Linked DNA regions of Homo sapiens: region 1 is linked to region 2. Evidence: read pairs that join two places in POLR2A ChIA-PET (ENCODE). Cell type or tissue: GM12878. All regions are shown on one strand. Links, peaks and the distances in the headings refer to the core of each region. The heading gives the core; the rest is flanking DNA. Region 1 overlaps GSG1L (GSG1 like). Region 2 overlaps XPO6 (exportin 6).

Region 1 (12,196 bases), core at 1,488-9,487, 400 kb before region 2:
CTGGCAGCTCCAGACCCCAGAGGGCCAGAAGAACTCACCCCAGTGCCCTCTGGATGCAGGTGTTGGGGAACACTGAGGACAATCCCCCATCTCCCCTCACCCTTGAGCAGGCCCTCCCTGCACTCTCTGCCACATGTCCCTCCTGGTCTGATCACGGCTGTGCTCACTGATGTGGCTGCTTTCTGTCTCTGCCCCTGTGCCCTTGGAGGCAGGCAGTGAGGTGCTCCTTTCCCAGGCCCCCACCCCTTCTCCCCCTTCAGCCACTTCCCAGCGAGTTGGAAATGTGCCTTGCACCCCCAGCCGAGTGAAGCCCAGAACGCATCTATATGCATCGATGTAACAAGCTCGGATCAGGGACCTAATTGGTTTCCCAGTAGTGGGTAATTTCTCGTTGCAAATATTAATCCGTTGTTTTTCTGGCGCCCAGCCCGGCCCGCCGCAGTACTGTACTCGAGGTACGTTCCTATGCAACCGAGAGCCCCGGCAAATACTTCATGAGCTTAGCAGCCTGGGCTCGAGCAGCTATGCAAACGCGCTTTTCATTTGGAGCACGGGGCTGATGTGAAGATAAGAATTGTTTCTCCTGGAGAAAGATCCATCATTTCTCCAGCTTCCAAGCCCCCGGCACCTCTGCTCAGCTCCCAGATGTGACGAGCACCTCCCGCCAGGGGGAGTCAGGGGTTGATCAAACCAGCTCTTGTGACCCAAACCAGTGCCGCTGCATTAAAGGGAGGCCCAGCTACTCCTTCCCAGCTGAGATGTGGGTACAGGTCAGATTTGTCAGGGAGATGGCACTAACACGACACAAGCTCACTCCCAGAACCGCAGCTGATGTTTATAATAATCGTATGTACTGTGCAATTTAGGAGGGGAAAAAAAGGCTGTACAAGCTTTAACTCTAAAATAAATTTCTATTTTTTTCCTCTTGCAAAATTAATAAAAGATGTTATTAAGAATATAGTCCGAGTCACCGGATTTGGGGTCAGATGGGGAGTCCATGCTGCCTCCAGGAGCTGAGTGACACAGAGAAGCCCTCACTGAGCTGCAGATGGGGTCATGATCTCGCCCTGACTACTCAATGAGATTGTCCTGCCGTATGAGCAGACAACAGTAGCTCATCCATAGAGAGTGGTGATTACATGCCTGGCTCTAACTTGTTTAATCCACGTAACACAACCCTTTGGGGTGGGCACTATTATTATCCTCACTTTACAGATAAGGGAGCTGAGACACAGAGAGGTTGTGCAGCTTTCCTGGGACACACAGCTTTGGAAGCTATTAGCCAATGCACAAATCCTGAGAGGGCCCCTGGAGAGTTGAGGTGGGGGTGACAACACTTGGGTCTTTGGCCCTGGGGTTTCCCTTCACCATGTGTGGATCCTGGAATGGTGGCCCCCAGACCCCCAGTTCCTGGACCTCCTCCCTGCCCACCCCCATGCCCCTGCTGCCTCCAGGGGTGAGTGTTGGCAGCTTGTGGCTTCTGGATAAAGCAGCCCTTGAGTGGAAAGAGGGCTCAGTTGAGGAGGGTCACACTGCAGTTCAGGCACCGGCAATAGCACTGGCAGCAGGTAGGAGAGTCCTTTAGAAACCCTACTTTGCTTCACTGTGTGGGTCAGAGGAGAGAGCCCCCTCTGTCCAGCCAGGAGAGGCCCAGCCCCAAGCATAGAGGGAAAACAGCAGGGGCTCCGGCCGGCCTGCTCCATGCCCCCTGTTCCCTCTGATTTCCTAAGAGACGGGCCTGGCTGTGCCCAGCCATGCTAGTGTTGGAAAGCAGTCGCCCTCCCTCCTTTTGGTGGAAGGATCTCTGGGCCAGCCCTGGAGACCCTCGAGGGCAGCCCAGACCTTCCAGCATTCCCTCTGTGAGAGTGGGAGGCCGGCAGGGGTGTCCCAGCCTCTCAGCTCTGCTGAGCCTCTCCAGCCCCTGCCAGAGCCCTGGGGTGGAGTCCTGTTATTCAGGGGCCAGACAAGTGATGTCAGGGAGTGATGTCAACACTGGCCTGCAAGGACCGTGGTTGACACGGCGGCACAGGCCCTTCGAAGGGGTCAGCCACACCTCAGATCCAAGGGGCCAGCAACATCCGGTCTTCAAGGTTTCTTTTTTTTTTTTTTTTTTTTTTTTTTTAATTGAGACAGAGTCTGGCTCTGGCTCTGTCGCCTAGGCTGGAGTACAGTGGTGTGATCTTGGCTCACTGCAAGCTCTGCCTCCCAGGTTCATGCCATTCTCCTGCCTCATTCTCCCAAGTAGCTGGGACTACAGGCGCCCGCCACCACGCCCGGCTAATTTTTCTGTATTTTTAGTAGAGACAGGGTTTCACCATGTTAGCCAGGATGGTCTTGATCTCCTGACCTCGTGATCCACCCGCCTCAGCCTCCGAAAGTGCTGGGATTACAGGCGTGAGCCACCTCGCCCGGCTCGGTCTTCAAGGTTTCTAAGAGAAGCCAGACAGCCAGGCGTTTCTTTTATCTTTAATGTGAAATCTAACTTTTAAATGTTGGCTCAACTTCAACAAACAGGCAAACACACACTGAGTGAGCCAAGTATTGAATAAAACCCGTCCGCAGGCAGGCCCCGGTCCGTTCACCAATCCTGCTTGCTCAGCGGGCCTCCCTTTCTGCCCCACCTCCAGCCTGGGGTTCAAGAAATGTCCCAGGCTGGAATCTCCCAGCTCCTCTTCCCTCTCCAGGGAGGAAAAAGGAGAGAGGGCTCCTTCCTAGCCTGTCACTCCCACTCCTCAGCCCCCAGATGGGCAGAGACAGGACGACCATCAGGTGACACCTCTGGGTCCTGGAGGCGGCAGCCCCCACACTCAGCTGTTGTGGGTAAACAGACGTCCTCCTTTCCCTCCACATGCTGAGGCTTCCTATTCTGTGCAACGCCCCCCGACCCCCAGCGCCCCAACAAACAGAGACATAAATGACTCCCAGGCTGCCACTGTCAGGGGTCAGGGCTCGTTGGCTCCCTGGCATAGGTGACTGGAAATGGGCCTCCACTGCAGCTGACAAGAGGGTTACGGCACGGGCTCCCAGTGGAGGCTCCCACAGGCCTCCAGCCCTTGGGGACCTGCCTCCTCTGTTCAGCAGTGGGAAGGACCTGCTTCCCACCCCCCTGGAAGTTCCAACACTGGCACTGCCACCCCAGAAGGACCCAGAAGGACCCCCCCAGAGCCTGCCAAGGGGGGCTTCGCAGCCAGGCAGGTGGCAGCTGCCCCATGCGAGGCACGTGTGCTGAGATGCCCGGGTTCCCTCTCCCAGCCTCACCTCCCGCCTCACTTGGAGCCAGGACAGTCCCTTTCCAAGGCCCCCAGGCTCCACCTGGCCTCTTCACAGTCCACAATCCAGTGGCCCAGCCTCTTGGGTTTGGCGGACTCACTAGGCGATGCTTAATTTTTTTAAAATGAGTTGCCTTCCTTTATTATCAGGTTTCACATTAAAATTCAGATTCCCTGCTTCTCTGGAAAGACAGGAAGATCTGGCAACCTGGTCCCACGTTCCCAGCTGGCCCCAGAGCCTGAGCAGTGCTCTCCAGATGGTCCTGGTCCCCGCCAGCCCCTCTTGTCCCACCCTTGCCTGCAGTCCTCCCTCGCATGACCATACACACACACACCCAGCCAGCGTGTGAGTTTGCAACCCCTGAGATAGAAGCAGGTTAAGGAATGTGGAGGAGAAGAGGGGACGTGGGGATAGTGCTGCGGGGCCCAGTGGGCGTGGAGCTGGCAAGGCTGGACCTCTCGCAATGAGACCCCAGCCTCCCAGGCATGCGCAGTGCTCTCTGGGGCCCTGAGACTTGAGCCTCTGAGGGCCAGAGGCCGGGGAGAGCAAGAGGTGGCCAGCCTCCATCCAGTATGTTGCATATGTCCCCAGGTGCTCTGGGGGTGCCTCCCTGACTGTGTGGGCATGTCCCAGATTGCCGTGTGCAGTGTGGCATTTATGACAGCACTCCAGTCTCCTAGCCTCTCTGGGAAACTGCTCCACTCACAGCTTCTGCCACAGGGGCAGCCTTTGACAACCATATGCTGTGATGATGACAACAAAATTCCTAACAGCGGCCAGGCACGGCAGCTCAGGCCTGTAATCCCAGCACTTTGGGAGACTGAGGCGGGTGGATCACTTGAGGTCAGGAGTTCGAGACCAGCCTGGCCAACATGGTGAAACTCCATTTCTACTAAAAAAAATATAAAAATTAGCCAGGCATGGTGGTGGGCGTCTGTAATCCCAGCTACTCAGGAGGCTGAGGCAGGAGAATCGCTTGTACTTGGGAGGTGAAGGTTGCAGTGAGCCGGGATCGCACCACTGCACTTCAGCCTAGGCAACAAGAGTGAGACTCCATCTCAAAAAAAAAAAAAAAAAAAAAAAAATCCTAACAGCCAATACACACTAAGCCCTCATCCTGAGAGCGAATGCGCTGCGGTTTCTCCTGAAGGCGCACAGTGGTGAGTTGCAGTGAGACCTGGGCTGCAGGCACCACTCTCCCCAGAAAGCTGGTGAGGACTCACACACAGTGACCCTGGGGCCAGCTGCCAGGGTTCCAGTCTAGGCTCCACCAACCACTTCCTGACAGTGCGACCTTGGCGAGTGACCTTACGCCCTGGGCCCTAGGCTTCCTTACCCAGGCTGCAGTGGTACCAGCAGTACCTCTGTCATGGAGCAGAGCTCTCAGGCGCCAGGCCCACTGGTGCTCACATCAACTCCATCCACCATCAGACGGAGGCTGGGATGTGACTTCTGGGTCTGGGGTCTTCACCAGAGCAACGTGGCACTACCTCGCACCCGGTCCCTCTCAAATTTCCAGGGCACCATCCCAGCCTTGGCAGATTGGTCCACAAAGAAGGGCACTGGCCTTAGTGCAGCCAGCCCATTGGCTGAGCAGAGATCGATGTCCCGATGCCCTGCCCCTCCTCCGCCAACTCTTTCCCCTTCCCTATCCATTCCCTTCCCTCCCCTGATTGGCCCCTGGGATTCTTCCTCCCTTGCCTCCTCTCCCTGGGTTCATCCTGCTTGCACCTCCCACCCCCAACACACATGCCCTAGAAGTTCTCAGGAGGGCCGGGAAGAAGGGGTAAGAGTGGGTGTACCCGGCTGGGCATGTTGCACCCACTCACCAGCTTGGCCCCATCACAGAGCTTCTCCCATGCAGAGGCCCCTCCCGCTCCCCCTGGAGTCCCAGGACCCCTCATTACCCTGGGTGCCCGCTACTCCTGGCAGCTGCCCACTCCCCTGCCAGGCCTGTGGCCATCAGCCCGGCCCCTTGCCTTCCCTAAGGCAGAAGCTCAATGTCAGTCCAAGACTACATGTGGCCCAAGGAGCAATTACCAGGGTGACGTGAGCCAGGCGGTGCTGGGGACAGGGCAGGGGCCCTGCACAGCGATTTCCTGTCTGTCCATGCAGTAAATCCCCACACGGAGGAGACTGGTTTTTCCTCATGACTGATGGTCCCAGGCTGGGCTGAATTTGTCTCAATCCCACGGCAGCCAGGCCTGGGGCGGGCACAATCACTCTGTGCCCCACAGCTCAGCTCCCGGGCGAGGCTCAGGGGCCACGTCTTCCATGTTTGGGGGCAGGGAGGGGGCCCTTTTCTAATTCATCCACTCAGAGAGCAGCTTTTCCTGATTTCCACCAAGGCCTCATCTGGCCGGCAGCATCCCAGCCTGCACAGCATCAAAGCCCCAGACAGGAGCCTGGCCCAGCTCTGTCACTCATCTCCAAGCCCCATGGGTGCCACTGATCAGACGCCCACTTCCCTCCATTCCCGGGGCCAGCGCACCCCAAGCCACCGCCATCTCCCAGCAGGACCCTGCTGCAGCCCCCTCTGGTCACCCTGCCTCTGCCCTGCCGCCCATTTCTCAGGCCTGCCCCACACACAGCCAGAAGAAACCTCCCAAAATGCAGAGCCCATCATGTCTGCCTTTTAAAACCCTGCCTTTTAAATCAGTGTCTCCTGTGGCCTTCAGGATGAAGATGACGGCCAAACTCCTTGCCACAACCCCCAAAGCCCCACAGTCTCTGACCCCAGCAGACCCCATGTCCTCGCCCCGAGCTCCAAGCACTCTGTCCTGTCATGCAGTGCTGCACATGGCGCTCACGGTGCTCCTCCAACCCCAGGGCCTTTGCACCCACGGTTCCTCCCACCTACCCTGTGCCTCCTGCCTCCTTTCTCTCCCTTCATTCTGTGCTGCAATGGTCCTTCCGAGAGGCCCTCCCTCATCCTCTGGTCTAAATCACATCTTTCCTTGGTTCACCTACATAACACCTCTCACTATACAAAGTGATTATTTTATTATTTAGGAGTGTGTGTGTGTGTGTGAGAGAGAGAGAGAGAGAGAGAGAAAGAAAGAGAGAGAGAGAGAGAGATGGAGTCTTGCTCTGTCGTCCAGGCTGGAGTGCAGTGGCTTGATCTCTTGGCTCACTGCAACCTCTGCCTCCTGGGTTCAAGAGATTCTCCTGCCTCAGCCTCCCGAGTAGCTGGGATGATAGGTGTGCGCCACCACACCCGGTTCATTTTTGAATTTTTAGTAGAGACAGGGTTTCACCATGTTGGCCAGGCTGGTCTCGAACCCTTGACCTGAAGTGATCTGCCTGCCTTGGCCTCCCAAAGTGCTGGGATTACAGGCGTGAGCCACCACACCCAGCTTATTTAGGATTATTAATAATCTAATCTCCACAAGGGTGAAGATAGTGTCTGTCTTTCTTGTTCGCCATGGCCACTCCAGGGCACAGCTCTGTTCCTGTACACAGCAGTCCCTCCATAACTATTTCTTGGATCAATGAGGCACATAGCAGGTCTGCAGTGGCCTCGGGATTTGAACCCAGGCCTAACTGCACAGCCTCAGGGGCTTTCTTCCATCCTCACATCCTCCCAGGCAGGGGCTTGACACCCTTGCTGCAGCAGCTCTTCACAGGGGATGATCCTCCCGCAGCGTGCCTCGTCTTCAGGCCTGGCTGCCGCAGATGAATCTCCATGAATCAAGCTGACATTTCCATTACCCGAGGGAGACGAGTGTGTGGCCAGGACGGCTGGCTTTGGCGGGGGTGGCGGGGATGCGTGCCCATCACAGCCACCAGCCAAGGAGGGAAGGCAGCCCAGTTACTCACGGAGGCCCGGGCCTGCCCTTCAGCCCTTGGCCAGAGAAGGGATTGTGGCTTCATGGGTCCTCTGCACCTGGGTAGAGGGGGTGACATGGGCCAACAAGCAACAAGAGAAGCACAGAGCATGTGCAGACACAGGTGTGTGCCCAGGGCCACGTGTGTATCATGAGCATGTTTGTTCAGCATTAGCACATGTGTGGCATTTTGTCCAGAGCCAGCAGAAGCACGCATGAGCGTGTGTGCACAAGGTCAACAGAACACACAGTGTGGATGAGCAGTGAACATGCAGTTAGCTCCTAGGTACATACAAGGTGCTGACTCACACTTGAGCAATATCAACATGTTGTGGGGGGCCAGGGGAGTAGGGTCAGCACTTTGAGCCAAAGTCAGCCTCTGATGATCATGGGTATGTGTGACTGGGCCACGGTAAGGTTGGCATGTACACACGAGCCCAAGGCGTGTGGATACAGAGACACGGGACGCAGGTGCCCAGGGCAGAACGAGGTCGTGTAAGCGCTTTGGGCTGTGGGTCACGTCGATATATATGGGTGTCAAGACCAAAGACACACACACAGCCATTCTCTCCATGGTTGGAGCCTGTCTGCTCAGGGCAGCGCAGGGGAGGTGTAGCTGGGAAAGCTGTCTGTGGAGGTGGGTGGAGGGGCCTTTTCTTTCCCATCCAGGCCTCTGGGTGCTCAAACAGGCACCCCCTGCCTTCAAACCAGATGGTGACTCCCACCTTCCAGATTCAGGCAGACACTGGCATTCGCTCCCTGCATAAAGACAACTCTCATACGAACTCGTAGTAAACCCACTGGAATTACTCACCCAGCCTGCCTCTTATCTAACCAGCAGCTTTCTTGCTGCAGGCTCCATGAAACTGACAGACAGCTGGTTCTCAGCCCCCGCCCAGGAGGTGCCCAGAAGGAGACCAGAGGACTTGAAGCTCAGTGGCCCTGGGAGCCTCTGACCTCTCTCCCTTGCCCCGTGACAATGGCTGTCGCTCAAGCTGTCCGCATATCATAACCACATACCACTTGCACGATTATTTATTTAATATTTTTCTTTAAGCCAACTCTTTTTTTCTTTTACTTAAATGCCTATTTTGGTTTCATCCTAAGCAGTAACGTCTGTGAAGTCATAGCACTGATGTGCCCACTGTACATTTTTTTCTAATACACATTTACATAAACACAACTATTAAAATAGATTAAAATTTTCCCCATGTGTCAACTACAATCATCTCCTGGACCTCCTGCGGTCCACTCGCCAACTTCAGAAGGACCCTGGGTGAGAACAAGAGCTCCTAGATGCCTGGTGGCCAGGGCTAGATCCCTGTCAGATCTGTCCCTGCCCAGGCCCATATATGGCAGCCGCCCTCTCTTGCATGAGGCCAAAGCCCAAATTCCTTGTTCTGACATTCAAGGCCTCAGTAGAGCTGGACCATAATTGCTCTCCCAGGCCCATTTCCAGCCCCGCCTTAAGCCCCACCTAGTAGGTCATTAATATTTACTGAATGAATGGAAAGTGAATTAACAAATTGTTCGCTTGATGAATCAATGCGTGAATGAATGAGCACAAACCTCCAGCTGGCTGTCCCCTGAGCCCCTGAGACTCAAGACATCTGAACCACGAAGTCTCCGTCTTCCCTATCCCCCAAGCTGACCCTGTAACCTGAGAGTCGTCACCAACTTTCCTCTTCTCCCACTCAGTCTATTCCCTCCTAATTGGTTCCTGAATCTGCCCGCATGGTCCCCTCCCCAGGGCAACTTTCCTAAGCCAGCCCACTTTCTTCTCTTTCTTGAGTGTAAGAGGGATGAGGAAGGGAGAAGCATCTCCCACAACTATTCTGTGCCCATAGTTGCGGTGATCTTCCTCAAATGTACACCCAGGCGCATCCCAGTCTGCTAAAAGCATCTCACTGCCCACTCCCCATTGCCCCAGGGTAAACTCTAAGCTCCCTAAGAAGGTTTCCAGTTCCTCCTGGCCTGGCTCCACTGCCCTCTGATGCCTAATTTCCCACAACTGCCTCCTGACCTCCCTGCTCTCCACACCTGCCATTGGGACTATTTTAAAGTCCTCTAATGTACTTTCTTTCCCTGCTATACTCTTGCCTGGCTGATGCCCAGACAATCTTCATGTCTTGGCTTAGACATCATTTTCTCAAAGGAGCCTCCCTAGACTACAGCTCCCACAGCCCCGATTTCCCCTTGTTGTCCTGTTAGTAAACACCCACAAAGTGTTTACTTGTGCCAGGCTCTGTTCTAGACACTTCAAATATGTTAGCTCATTTAATTTGCACAACAGCTTGAAGAGGTAGGTATAATGATTATCCGGATTTAATGGATGAGGAAACAGGCACAGAAAGGTCAAGTAACTCGCCCAAGGTCACAAGTGGAGAAGGTGGAATCTGAACCCAGGCTCACGACAATAGATGCCCTCTCTGGATGCTCCAGCATCCCACCTCAAGTGCCTACCACAGTGCTTGGCACATAGTAGGGGCACAGTGAACTATATCAGTGAATAGATGGATGCACAGCTGGATGGTTGAGTAATGAGGATGTGTGACACATGGAAGGAGGATGGATGGAAGTCTGATACAAGGAAGGATGACAAGCAATCAATAGAAGATGGATAGATGGATGGATGAATGGATGGATAATTGATGGATGATGGATAGATGAAGGAATGGATGGATGATAGATAGGTGTAAGGATAATGGATGGATAGATGATGAATAGATGAAGAAATGGATAAAGAATAAATGGATAATGCAGAAATGGATAATGGATGGATGGATGGTTGATGGATAATGGGCAGATGGAGGGATGAATGGATGTGTGGATGACGGATAATGGATGGATGGATGGTTGATGGATAATGGGCAGATGGAGGGATGAATGGATGAGTGGATGATGGATAATGGATAGATGGAGGGATGATGGCTGATGAATGATGGATAAAGGATGGATGGATGATGGATAGATGGATGAATGGATAGATAGTGGATGGAAAGATGATGGATGATGGATGGAAGGATAAATAATGGATAAATGAAGAAATGCATAATGGTTGAATGGATAAGGGATGAATGGATGATGGATAGATGGAGGAATGGATAATGGATAAATAGCTAACGAATGGGTGGATGGATGATGAATGGATGGATGAAAGCATAGACAATGAATGGATAGATGATGGATGGATGGATGGATGGATGGATGATGGATGGATGGATGATGGATAGATAGCTGATGAATAGGTGGGTGGATGATGAATGGATGGATGAATGGATAGATAATGGATGGACAGATGATGGATGGATGGATGGGTGGATGGATGGATGAAGGATGGATGGATGGATGATGAAGGATGGATGGTTGATGGACTATAGATGGATAATAGATGATGAGTGGGTGGATAATGGATTAATGATGATGGAGGGATGAATGAAAAATGGATGAATGGACAATGGACAATAGCTGGATGAGTGATAGATGCTGGATGGATGGATGGATGGATAGATGATGGATAGCTGATGAATGAGTGGATGGATGGCAAATGGATGGATGAATGGATAGATGATGGATGGATGGAAGGATGGATGAATGAATGAATGATGGATGGATGAGTGGAAAGATGAATTATGAATGATGGATGGATGATGAATGATGGATGGATAATAGATGATGAATGGGTGGATAATAGATGGACGAATGATGAATGGATGGATGGATAATGGATAATGGCTGGATGAGTGATGGATGATGGATGGAAGGATGGAAGGATAAAGGAGAAGAATATATTCTACGTGGGGAAAAGCTCTAGAAATTCTTCTGGGAAGGAATAAGGCCTCTTGGGAAATGACTGAACTTGGAGTCAGGAGTCCTGATTCAAACCCCATCTCTGCCATTTGCTAGCTCTGTAATCACAGGCAAGTTACTTCATTCATCTCTGTGACCCTAATTTTCCTCCTCTTTATAATAAGAATCTGTTTCTCCAGGCATCTAAGCCCTGGGATTTTCTGTAAAGGTGGTGCTAGGCACAGGGTAAAGCCTCCTCAGGGTCAGGGTGGTGTGATGTTGCTGAGCTCTGAAGAGAAATGTGGCTTCTTCACCCTCCCTGCTTAGGGCTTGGGTTTGGGGGCCCACTTCTTGCTCGCCCCACATCTCTTGCTTGCCTGGCCCCTGCCTTGCCCACTCTCTGGAATACAAGGCAGCCCTGCCAGCCTGTGTCCAGCCTGGGCTCTGTGCTCCCTCCCTGCCACCCTGCAGTGTCTGGCCCTGGCCTCTGCACAGTCTCTGCTGTCACCTTCAGCCTCCTTGAGGAGTAATGGGGTGGGGCAATGACAGGGCAGCCACAGCCCACAGAGCAACTGGCCTCCATACACCGCAAGAAAACAAGTTCAACAAGCATTTATTGAGCCCCTGCTGTGTGCCTGCTGTGTGACACCCCTGCAGTGCCTGCGCCACTGCCCCCTCCTTCAGGAAGCCACTCTCTGCCCCCCAAAGGGCTCTGCCCCTCTGGGCACCTGACTGGCTTGTGGGTGCCAGCCATTCAGTGGCCAGTGGCCATGTGTCTCCTGGCATCGCAGCTGTGCCCAGCAGGGCTCATGTGATGATGGCAAGAGTCCGGGGCTGCTGTCCCAAAGTCACTCTGTGCAGCCCTGTGCATTCCCTTGGGCCTGCCCTGGCCCCATTTCCAAGGCCATGGGACCCAGGCAGCGATGGGCAGGACAGGCCTGGCATCTCCCACGCAGGCTGACTGAGTTCACGGCACACAGGCCAGGGTTCTGGGGGCACCACTCTGGTGGTCTTGCAGCAGGGGCTGGTGCCAGCGATGGCCTGAGGTCCGCGGGCCAGGTTGAGGTCTTGGTCACACCCAGTGCCCCAAGACCCAGCACTGTCGGTTCAGCTCTGGTGCTTCCTGTGCGGAGCTCCGGGGCCAGGAATCCGCCATGTGTGGCTGGTGTCCTGCCAGGAGACAAGGCGGTCAGTGCTGAAAGCCACCTTCCTCCACCCACATCCTGTCTACCCACCGCCCCCCACCCACACATCCATCACTCACCCTCATTTACTAGGCCTTCTGCCCATCATGCCTTTTGTCTACCGAT
Region 2 (12,196 bases), core at 2,215-10,214:
CCACCATTCCCAGTCCCATCTACCCTTTACTCTCTGCCCCAACCCAAGAAGTTACAGTTCCTGCAGAAAGTGGAAGGACAAAAGTACTCCTAAGAATCCCAGATGGGCTGGCCCAAAGGTACTGAGTTATCTCACTGGACTGTTTGCAGTCAGTTACAGATCCAACTCCTTGTTCTACTCTTTCCCCCGTTCTCACTACTACACTTCACTAGTTTAAAAAAAAAAAAAAAAAAAAAACCCAGATGCATTTTCCCATTAAATGATGGCTACATGAAAAAGGAAGCTCCAAAACCAAATCCGGGGCATTACCAGGTGTTTCTCAACAAGAACAAATAAGTGCTGTTTGCATTTTTAATCATTTCTATATCTGTAACAACAATACCTGCCTCACAGGGTGATATGAGATCCAATCAGGCGATCCATGTAAAACTGCTACATAAACCATAAGGAATTATCTAATCTGTAGTTATGGCTGATCTCATTTTTATTTGGTCTTAGATACCAAATGAAAACAGACCAAAGCAAAACAACAAAAGTGGTCAGGCCTACTTTGAAACTAGAGACTCATGCCCTCAGGTTTAAGGGCTTTCTCCCAATCATATCTAGTGGGGCTTTTCAGACTAGATTTCAAAATGAAGCTATGTAAAATGTATAGGCGGGAAAAATCAGGAGGCCAAGAATTTGCTAACATCACACAATCAGAACAGAGGTAGAAAAGACATAGAAGGCACATTCAAGGATACTGGTTCAAGGATACTGGAGAATTCCCTGGCTCCCGTTTGGCAACAAAGCCACCGGAACCTTGGCCAGCTGTTTCAAGCAAGTGGTGAAGCCAGAAAGTAGATTGGGTGAGTTAAGGAATTAACTGCAAGTGAGGAAGAGGTAATACTCCAAGCAGATTACACTTTCAAGTAATGAAAGGGACAAAGAACATAAAACAAAATCCAAGTGCCATCGTGTGGTAGGGAGACAAGGCTTCCATTCCCAAAGGCTATTCAAAAACTTTATCTCCTGCGCTGCATTAATTTATGAAGAATAAGAAAATTTATCTGACTGCCTCCTACCTTGTGCTTGGGATTTAAGCCTCAGACAGATCTTGACAAACTAAGGAAAGGTAAGATAAGTTTAAAACTAAGTGAGACACATTCACACACAAAAATTCCAGTTGGATTGTAGATACAGAGTATCTTCACGAGCTAGGGGTAGGGAAAAATTTCTTAAACAGAACACATAAACCACTAACCATAAAGGAAAAGACTGGTAAGTTGAAATGTTCATCAGATGGCACAATGGAGAGAGTGTAAAAGAAAGCCACAAAATAGGAGCTATCTGCAATATGGAAACAGGGAACTCATATCAGAGCATAAAATAACTTCAACAAATCAGTAAAAAAAAAAAAAAAGACAAAGGACTTCAATTTTTTTGGACAGGCAAATAATTAATTATAAAAGAGGGTATTCAAAAAGCCTATAAATAAGTGTTCAGCCTCATTAGTTATCAGGAAAATACAAATTTAAAATAAGATAGTGCTACACATCTACCAGAAAGGCTAAAATTTAAACGACTGACAATAATAAGTGTTGATGAGGAGGCTGAGCAACCAGCACATGCATGTACTGCTGGTGGGAGTATACACTGGTACAACCACTCTAGAAAACTGACAGCTAAACATATGCATATCTTATGACCCTGCAATTCTACTCCTTGATATATACCCAACAGAAATTTTTACATGTATACCAAACGAAAACATACACAAATGTTCACAGCACTATTATACACAATACCCAAAAAGTCAAAAGAACCCAAATATCCGTCACCACTGGAATGGATGAATAGTGATTTCTTGATAGAGGAGAATATTATAAGACAACAGGAATTAATATTGCTACATGCAACAACACAGATGAATCTCACAAACACAATGTAGAGTGAAAGAAACCAAAACACAACCTTTCATTATTCACTTTATATTAATTTTAACAACAACAACAAAAAAAAGCCAGGCATAGTGGCCCACATCTATAATTCCAGCTACTTGGGGGGCTGAGGCAAGAGGATCACTCGAGCCCAGGAGTTCAAGGCTGCAGTGAGGTATGATTGCACCAATGCACTCTAGCCTGGGCAACAGAGCAAGACCTTGCCTCTTAAAAAATAATAATAATAATAATTTAAATAAGTAAAACTTATCTATGGTGTTATAATCAGACTAGTGGTTACCTTGGAGGAGGAGGGATTCTGGTAATAGTCTATTTCTTTATCTGAGTGTTAGTTACACAAAGATGATCAACTTTACAATTTATCTGCTTCTGTGTAAATATATACTGCAATTTTAAACACTTAATGTTTTAAAATCCTCATTTCTAAAGTCCAGGTTGGTGTTATCAGACTCTTTAGAAACTGTATTTTAGCTCTATCAGCACAACTATGGCTCTGGGGACTGGCAATAAGCCTGCAGGTAACAGTGTGAGCATGAGGCTCCTGATTTCTAGGAACCATCTCTTGTCTTCAGAGCTGCCAGGATGGCAGCACAAGGTATTACAACCCCATAAGCCTATGCTTCCCCAAGAGTTACTTGGCTCACCTCAATAGCAAATGGCACATACACTTAAAATCCTTGGGCAGGATGACGAATTAAGCTTGGCTCAGAATATACTCTTGGAGAGCTCTGCATAGATCTAAAACAAACCCAAGTTTTCTGTTCCAGAAACAGTTAAAACTGCAAAGGTGATAAGCTTGCAACTGTGCCTGCCCTGACTTTATCTGCTCCTTTTACTTTGCTGCTCATGGGTCAGCAGTTCAGAGATCTATGCCATTGACTCATTTATTAAGGGACTACTAAGTCCACCAAGACCCATAATCACCTAAAAAAATTAAAACTTGGAAGAAGCAGAAGGGTGACATAATTTGAGATCGCCTTTGCTTCTTCCCCATATTCTCCATCCACAGCAAACACCATCAGGTCTGCGGACTGTTGCTTCTCACTCTTTTGCAGGTTTGTACCTTCTCCCTCACCACTATTTCTACGGAGCCCTAATCATCTCCTGCCTACGTTACTATAATTGCTTTTACCTGGTTTCCAGGTTTTCCAATTCCAATCCAAACAGTACTTTACCGCCAGATAAATTCTCTTAAATATAGATTTTTCTGCCCCAGTTATTCTTTTTTTTTTTTTTTTTGCTAAAGACATGGTCTCTGTTGCCAGGCTAGAGTTCAGTGGCATGATCCTAGTTCACTGAGGCCTCAAACTCCTTGGCTCAAGCAATCCTCCTGCCTCAGCTTCAAATAGCTGAGACTACAGGCACATGCCACCACATCTGGCTTTTATTTTCATTTTTGTAGAGCCTGGGTCTTGCTCTGTTGCCGAGGTTGGGGTTGAACACCTGACTTCAAGTGATCCTCCCACCTTGGCCTCCCAAAATGCTGGGATCACAGGTGGGAGCCTCTGCATTCAGCCTAATTTTTTTTTTTTTTTAGAGACAGAGTGTTGCTGTATCACCCCAGACTGGAGTGCAGTGGAACAATCACAGCTCACTGCAGCCTCAAACCCCTGGGCTCAGGCGATCCTCCCCACTTCAGCCTCCTGAGAAGCTGAGACTATAGGCACATGCCATCACACCGCTCCAATTATTCTAAACCTAGCTTTAATTCTGGAGTGACTAAGCAACTCAGCTATTTGTTGGAGAAATGAGAATTCAATACTCACTAAGTAACTGATATTGCTTAAATTAAGCCCCTGGGATACAATGATGAGTAAGACGGTCCCTAACTTCAAAGAACTGAAGGTGGCCTAGCAGTTACATCCTGTAGTCCTGGCGTACATATAAACAGCCTCAGAAGACCAAAGAGAAAACTAACTCTATCTGAAGGAAAGAAAGCTTCAAAGGGGTGATTTGGGTTTTGAAGAGCAAGGAAGTTTACTAGGAGGATAAGAAGGAAAGCATGCCTGATTCAATGTCACTCGCCATAGGAAGCCACTCCAATCTGAACACTCATGGTCTCATAAGCGAGTACCTAGCCCCATCCTGCATTTGCTTCTGAGACTGCAATTTATAGTTTAACCTTCATGAATTTTCCTACACAGATTACAGTACAGATCAGGTCATTTACATCTTGTGTCTTTGTCTTGTAATCAGTACTACAGAATTTTGCCCTTGGTGCTGTTCTCTGGTCATTTCAGAATGGCAAAAGTTTTAAAATGCAGGCTCTAGGGTCAGGTTCCCCAAGTTTGAATCCAAATGTGCAGCTTGACCTTGGCCTAGTTATTTAATGTGTCACTGTTTCTTCTTGTGCACAAGTGGGGACAGTAAAAGTACCTAACATATTGGGTCATTCTGAGAATTAAATAAAATGTAAAATACATAGTAAACACAATGTCAGGCATGAAGTGTGGGCTGAAAGTCACTGTTCATACGTCATAGATATTAGGCTTCTCTACCCAGAACATCAACTGTCTGGAAAGATGCTCTATCTAGTATGTCTGTATTTTCTACAATATCTACCATGGGCTGGTGGCTCAACTATCTTAAAGACCAAATTCAAGACAGTAAAAGGAACAAGAAAACTGTTGGTATCACTTTCAGTTTCTCAAGAATACTGGTAATTCCTCCAAATTGAAGATACATGTGACTCTTTACATTTTCCCCTTTAAGGGTTCTGACCATAAGCAGACTTCTGCTCACACGCAGATTCAATCTGTGTTGAAAAACAGGAGACTGCTAACACTGAGACTGAAGGTGGATAATAAGGTGCTTTTCCCTAAGATGTAGCAGCTAGAAGGTGGTTTCCTCAAACCCTGATTAAATCTGTAATATGTTACCTAATGGCCTCTAAAACAACCCCCTCTAAGCATAACCTTTTTACAAAATTAATCTTGGGGAATAATGACTATTTTTTAAATTTTTTTTAAATAAAGATGGGGTCTTGCTATGTTGCCCAAGCTAGTCTTAAAACCCCCAGGTTCAAGCAATCCTCCCACCTATGCCTCTCAAAGTTCTGGGATTACAGGCATGGGCCAACATGCCCAGCCAAAAATGACTATTTTTTAAAGACACTTCTATTAAGCTTTTTGCCATCCTTTCCCAGAGCCTCATTTTGTATAATCTACTAGGAGGTGAATCATATGGGTCTCCTATATTCAGGTTCATGGGCTCATAGATACCAAACCTCAACAAAATGAGGACTAGTATCCCAGAGTGCCATTCAAATATCCCTGTGGCATATCTAGAACAGTGTCATTACCCTATTTGCTGTATATAAAGGTTTCGAAGAAAAGTGATTCTATCCCTGCTGCCAACGAAGGTTAAAAAGTATGCAAAACATATCCGGTGTGTTACAACACATGCGATTAGCAAAGATATTCAAACTCATGTAAACTTTCTCTGAAAGCTAACAGGATTACCATAGATGTCTAAACTCTCAGATCATCACTCTCACTTCCCTACACCCTTCACCACTGCAAAAAAAAAAAAAAAAAAAAAAAAAAAAGGAGAGAAAAAAATCTTTGACCTGTAGGCCTGCACACAAGTATGAGATGAAATACTAAGCTTAAAATAACATGCATGGGAACCAGGGCGAGTGACATCTACCTATCCCCCTCCTGAAGTCATTCAGCTCAAAAAGCCAGAAAGCTAGAAAAGTGCATCAAGGAAGCCCCAGTCAGGAGAACGACATTCAGAACAATGCTTCCTCCCATCTCTCCCTCCGGTCACTACTGCTCTTTTGCATCCCAGCCCGTAGATATTTTCCTTTTCCTTTTGTTTTCTGGAGGCACAGGTCTTGCTCTGTCGCCCAGGCTGGAGTACAGTGGCACAAACTCTATCTCCCGGGCTCAAGCTATCCTTCTACCTCAGCCTCCCAAGTAGCTGGGACCACAGCTGCACACCACCACATCCAGCTGATTTTTGTATTTTTTGTAGAGCTGGGGTTTCGCCATGTTGCCCAGGCTGGTCTTAAACTCCAGGGCTCAAGCGATCCGCCTGCCTCAGCCTCCAAAAGTGCTGGGATTAGAGGCACGAGCCACCGCGCCCAGCTGACACTTCCTTTAAAAAAAAAAAAAAAAAGCACAGCATATTGAAGTGGAAATCTCACTTTATTCCTCTATTTAAAAAAAAGAAAAAGTGGTGAAGCCCACTGACCCTCCACAGTCTAGCAGTCAGCAGGGCAATCAGGGAAGCCCAGAGACACTGGATGACTCGCTCAAAGACACACAGCCAGTGAGCAGCCAGCCAGAATCTCAGCCCCAGCCACACCCATGTGAGTTCCTTTCCTTAGCCTGACTGTGATAGGACAGCGTAAGGCCAAGCAGAGGGAAGACCGAGGTACAAATATACATTGATGTAATTCATTCTAAACATTGTGTACAAGAGTTGCAGGAGAAAAAAAAATGTCTTCTACTGAAGCAAACAGACAACCACAGCATGTAACAGGACTGCTAAGGCTGGGCAGGCGCGCCCACCCCTCTATTAACACAATCTGGAACAAAGTCATCCCCTCGCATGAGAAAGGCTTCTTGTTTTCTTGTCTGCAGCTTAGATCTAGACATAACTTTGCACAATATCTTCACACAGACATTTAATATTTGATTAAAACATACACTCTGGCTGCATCTAAACATAATTTTAGTCATTAAAAAGCACTTTTCTGCTTTAATCTAAAACTACCATAAAGTTGATCGATGGCAGAACATTCCTCTATTATTTCTTGGGTTTGCACAAAGTGCCCAGTCAGATTGTCTGTCTCTTCCTCTAATTACTGCTGAGGACCAAGAGTTAGAAGCAAGATGACTGCCGGGTGTCTGGGCCAGGAAGTTCAACTGATCCCACTGTGGCAGTGATAACATGGAAGCAGCATATTTTCTCCCCATGGAGACCAGTTAGAGGAAACATCTTTGTATACAGAGGATGGTACGTTTTATGCTGGGAAACCTCATCCACATAGTATTGGAGAATGCATAAAAACAAGACTCATCAATCAGCTACCAATGGAGAGGTGCACCAGTTTCTTTCTTTATTTTTTTTTTTTTTTGAGACTGAGTTTAGCTCTATCGCCCAGCTGGAGTGCAGTGGCACAATCTCAGCTCACTGCAACCTCCACCTCCCAGGTTCAAGCAATTCTCGTGTCTCAGCCTCCCAAGGAGCTCGGATTACAGGTGCCCGCCACCACACCTGGCTAATTTTTTTTGAATTTTTATTAGAGACAAGACTTCATCATGTTGGCCAGGCTGGTCTTGAACTCTTGACCTCAAGCGATACCGCCCACCTCGGCCTCCCAAAGTGCTGGGATTACAGGCCTGAGCCAGCGTGCCCAGCCTGGTTTCAATAATTTTAAACAACAAATCTAAAGACTAAAGAGCATGACAAGTAAATGCTACACCTGACCACAGATTGATCCTGGACTGGAGGGAAAAAATGCTATGAAAGGCATGACTGAGCCAATTGACAAAACTGGAATACAGGTGGTAGTAGGTTAGATCAAAGTACTGAATCAATGTTCTATTAACCGAAGATGGTAACTGTACCATAGTCATGTGGGAGAATGCCCCTATTAAGAAATATATGATATAGGGCAATGGACCATGACAAAGGCAACTTACTCTAAAATTGTTCAGAAAAAAATACATGTGTGTGTGAATGTACATGCATGTACATGCATATATGTCTATATATACATATAAAGAGGGAACGTGCAAATAACGTTAACAGGACAAAATATTAACGGTAGGTGAGTTTGGGTAAAGGGTATGAGAGATCTTTGTATAACTTATTCCTTGAAATCTTTCTATTTGAAATCATTTTGAAATAAACAGTTTTTAAAATACCATCCACTGGCCGGTACCCTCTACCTTGCCCCTGGCTGCTCCCAGCTAGCTAGGCATATGGGAAAGAGAAATGGAGAAAAGGATACAATAGGAAAGAATTATTCTCTCAGGTGCCAGGTTTATTTTCACCACAGTTACACAGCCTAGACATTAAAATGTTTGCATCTACTGGTTGGGCAACAAACCATATCCACTAGGAGCTAAAATACATATATTTTATATACTTATTTATATTCCAGTCAGAAGGCTTAATTAAACAGCCAAAAAAAGTAAATGATAAAAATAGTTATTCTGCAGAAACTGTCTAAAGTAAGTAATACAGCCAAGAGTAGGCTCTGTCTTCACAGTCCCATCTGCTTCCCTTTCCCAGGTACATATCCCAGGAGGATGGATGTTTATATCTGCATGCCTAGTATTAAACTCAAAAGATACTTACTGGGCACATTAACACAAGGCAAGCTACCAAGAAATGCTAAAACACGATCACAGAATCTTAAGACAGAAGTAAACAAACCCCAGAGCACAGCAAGTCCAATCTTGTTCTACAATGAGGAAAATGAAGCTGAGAGAGAGCATCCTCCCAAAGTCAGCTAGCTGTGGGTCAAGTGAAGACAGGGGCAGGCCACCAGAGCTCTTGCCCAGTGACAGCTCCTACACCCCTTGAGGAAGCACAGAGGAGTTCTGCTCCAAGGGTTTTAAGGATGATGAATGAGCTGGCTTTACCTGGCATTGGATGACATCAGGTAATGAATGAGTATGAAACTGACGAACCACTATAAAAGCATGCTGCAAATCTAACATGATGATTAACGCTACTGCTCAGGTGAGTAATTTCATTTCAGCTGCTATTACCACCTGTGCTATTTAAGAGCAAGTCTCTTGTAAAACCACCTTCATCCTGAATTATTCCCAGGTAGACTTGGCATTTTAAATAAGTTAACATAATGGCTGGGCGCGGTGGCTCACGCCTGTAATCCCAGCACTGTGGGAGGCTGAGGCAGGCAGATCACCTGAGGTCAGGAGTTCGAGACCAGCCTGGCCAACATGGTGAAACCCCATCTCTAATAAAAATACAAAAATTAGCCAGGAGTGGTGGTGGCGGACACCTGTAATCCCAGCTACTCAGGAGGCTGAGGCAGGAGAATCACTTGAACCCAGGTGGCAGAGACTGCAGTGAGCAGAGATCGGGCCACTGCACTCCAGCCTGGGTGACAGAGCAAGACTCCGTCTCAAAAAAAAAAAAAAAAAAAAAAGTTATAATATTATTTGACTTTGGTAAAAATCTCTAGACCACATTACTACTGGGAACTGGGGTAGCATAATCATCCCCTCCAGGTTCCACTCGGTTGCTATAAAGTCTCAAGAAACCAAGAGCAAACCAAAGTCTACCATCCTCTTTGTCAATGGCAAAGCTGCAATGCCTCGCCCTTCCCATTTCTAGTTGGCCTTGCCACCCGCCTCCAGACCTAGGGACAAAGAATGGTGCTAGCCACAAAAGGAAGGTAGGACACAGCTAAGGACAGGCTTCTCTTAAGGGTAAGCAGGGGAGAGAGTTCAAGCACAAAGCCAGGCAGTGTTCTGATGCAGTGACCTCACACTGGGTAGATGTGGACCAATGGAGTGAGGCTCTCCCTGGTGTACCAATCAGATAAATCACTCCTATGGAAAGGAAGAAATGAGAGGGTGGAGACAGGACCAGAAGAATGTGCCCCAATACTGCTCCCACCTGGTGTGCAGTCAAAACCCCCCTGAATGTAGGCTAAAGCAAGAATGAGGGGACACAGGAAGGTTACCCTCTACATAAGCAATGAGAAAACTAACAGGTTTGTTTTCTCTAATGGGAAACAGTGCTGCCACTGAGGGGTACAGGGCCAAGCATGGCAGGCAGAGAAAGTACCAGATTAGAGCCAGTCCTGGCTCTACTGAGTCTAGTCTGTGGCACTGTGGGCAAACCCCGCAAGCTCCTGGAGCATTCTTCATCTGTATTGGCTGATACAGTCATCTCTCCCTCACTGTAAGTTCTTCTTACGTAAACTCCATGTGTGGGTCTCCTTTTATAAAGGCAAAGTCCCCCTAAGTTGCCACCAGCTTGTCCCTCTGAATACACCTAGTGCCACCTTTATACTTTTTTAAAATTCATGTTCAGTCACGTTCCTCAAAGGCTCTCAAAATATCACTGCCAATTGCCAAAGGGTCCTTAAGTATCCCTGCAAATATAGATAATGTTGCCGGGGTGGCAGCTGCTGGGGGATCTCTGAGGGCACTGCATTACGCAGGAAGTGTGGGGGCGCTGCACAAGCAGAGATCTGTGTCGGGAGGAAGTGACTCTTCATGGCCAATAGGTTCTCAATGCTCCTCCCATCCCCGCAGATCATTACTAGCCACAAAGGGAGAAGACGCTGCAAAGCAACTCTCTAACCAGGGACTTTCATGTGCCCGGGTTCCACTAATAAACTAAAACTTGTACAATATAAAAAACTATATTGTAATACTGGAACTATACACAGTTCCATCCCTCCACCCCACTGGCGAGGCACTGGATTAGAAAGGCAAAACAGTGGTAGTGGTGACTGTGGTGGCAGTGAGCAGCAAGAAAGCAGATGGCGCCTTTCTGGAGGGAGTCGGTGCACAGGTGAAATGAAACAGGTACTCGGCCAATAACCTTGGCCTTGCTCACATCCCTGGAGAGAGAAGATGATAACTCTACATGGGGTTTTCCATGAGCCTTCAATCCCCGCACAGCAAGCACGCATCACCCGTCCCACGATTCTCAACCAATTTTGCTAGAAGTGACTCAGTCCGTCTCTCAGCTCTGCCCCTTCTACAGGCACCAGCCCAAAGCCAAGACTGACCAGAAATCCAACACCCTTCTTCTTCCTGGGCCCTTCCACCCCCAACAGGTGGCTGGGTACGCTTGTCCTGGGAAGGCCTTAGCATGAACTGAAGGGTGTGGGCTGTGGAATCAGGGCAGGTCGCATCTAATGATGACTTCCTGATTACTTATCTGCTTGCCCCTGAGCAAATTACCTAACCTCTCGGAGCTCAAGTTTCTTCACTTGCAAAATGAACTTTCAACAGTACTCCCCCTCACCAAGTAGCTATGGGAATGACATCAATGGATGTAAATCCCTTAGCACCCTCATCCATAAATGAGCAAAACTATTTCACTAGATATTTCACTGGTGAGTCAATGAGCTTAAAAAAAAAGGAACAAAATAAAAATCCTACATAAAAAATTAGCTAAATGCTCAAAAACATCCCAAGAATGCCAAATGCCTTTTCACTTTCATTTTTATATACAAATCACCTCTCACTGCTGCAAACGAAGAATGTAAGAATGAAAACGTGTCCCACAGGCCTCCATCTGTGTTCAGGACAGTAAGAGTTTGGGACTAGACTCATGATTCTAGCAGCAAACACTTTTTTTCTTTTTAAAGAAAGAAATATTGCATAGAACCCCACCATATAAAGCAGACTAAATGAGAAACTGCTTAATTAATAAGGGTAGAGGAGGGGGTCTCAAATGCCTGTCTGTACTCCCAAACCTAGTGTCTGTGACACCTCCAAGAATCCCTATGGGCCTACAGAGCACCAGAAAAGCCCTGCACTAAAGCCCTTCCCAGCTTTGTGATTCTGGTTCTAACAAGTCTAGAAAGTTTTTCGGGGGTAAAAAAAGATTGCTAAAAAGACTGGTCGTACATTCTCTCTCAAGTATCTTTCACCTGCAAGCCCCATCACCACTGCCGCCCAGGGTCTTTGCTACCTGACCACCAGGGGTGATTAAACCATTTCATCACCTGGCCCTAACCTAGCTGACTTACTGTCCCCACCTCACCATCCACAGCCACCCACCCACCCTCTGCCTCAGCCAAACCCAAACTCACCCTTTTCTCTCCACATAACAGTTCCATGTCTTCACACACACCATTTCCTCTATCTAGAATGCTCCTGACTCCTCGAAAAGGTCCCCAACTCTGTGAAGCCTAATGCAGTTCCCCCTTCCCCACCCTCAGAGCTCCTCACTCCTTGTGGGCTTCAACATGACACCGACCATAATGAACTGAAATTACATCTTTCACTCTCATACAGGGATGGCAAGACAACTGGTGCCACCTCAGTGGGGGCCAAGACAAGTCAGCAATATTTATCAAATTTCAAACACAAAGACAACCTCACCCAGCAATACACTTTTGGTGATTTTTCCTCCAAAGCTTAGGTGTAAAGGATCTTCATGTCAATGCCGTTTGTAAAACAAAAGAATGGGGACAACTTAAATTTCCATCAAGGCAGGATTGGTTAAATAAGGTACATCCACACTGTAGAACACCTACTAACTATGAAAAATAGTGAATAAGCTCTATACATATATGTATATGG

The links. ChIA-PET counts read pairs that join two places held together with the same protein. Peaks named below come from ENCODE experiments on the same cell type or tissue, not always from the same donor. Only the 100,000 strongest peaks of a DNase experiment are listed, where the experiment ranks them.
Region 1: POLR2A ChIA-PET joins it to region 2 with 5 read pairs; 4 of 35 experiments call an interaction of 5 or more read pairs at or near these places.

Annotation. Positions count from the first base shown.
Region 1 is chr16:27,779,412-27,791,607 of GRCh38, forward strand. GSG1L (GSG1 like) reads right to left here. Exons shown (of 7, transcript NM_001109763.2): 7 at 8,117-12,056. The coding sequence ends at 11,959. It overlaps KATNIP (katanin interacting protein), which reads left to right. Exons shown (of 28, transcript NM_015202.5): 28 at 1-933. Among named protein-coding and RNA genes, the nearest start is that of KATNIP, 240 kb to the left of the region's middle. In GM12878, for the core only: no CTCF peak of the experiment used is centred there; no DNase peak of the experiment used is centred there.
Region 2 is chr16:28,183,213-28,195,408 of GRCh38, forward strand. The region is part of intron 1 of XPO6 (exportin 6); the gene reads right to left. It also overlaps the pseudogene RNY1P10. Among named protein-coding and RNA genes, the nearest start is that of XPO6, 23 kb to the right of the region's middle. RefSeq lists enhancers at 4,460-4,629, 5,714-5,763, 10,338-10,567 and silencers at 6,156-6,295, 8,911-9,083. In GM12878, for the core only: a CTCF peak has its summit at 10,103; DNase peaks (open chromatin) are centred at 4,619, 5,359 and 10,161; H3K4me3 peaks cover 3,600 bases; H3K27ac peaks cover 5,592 bases.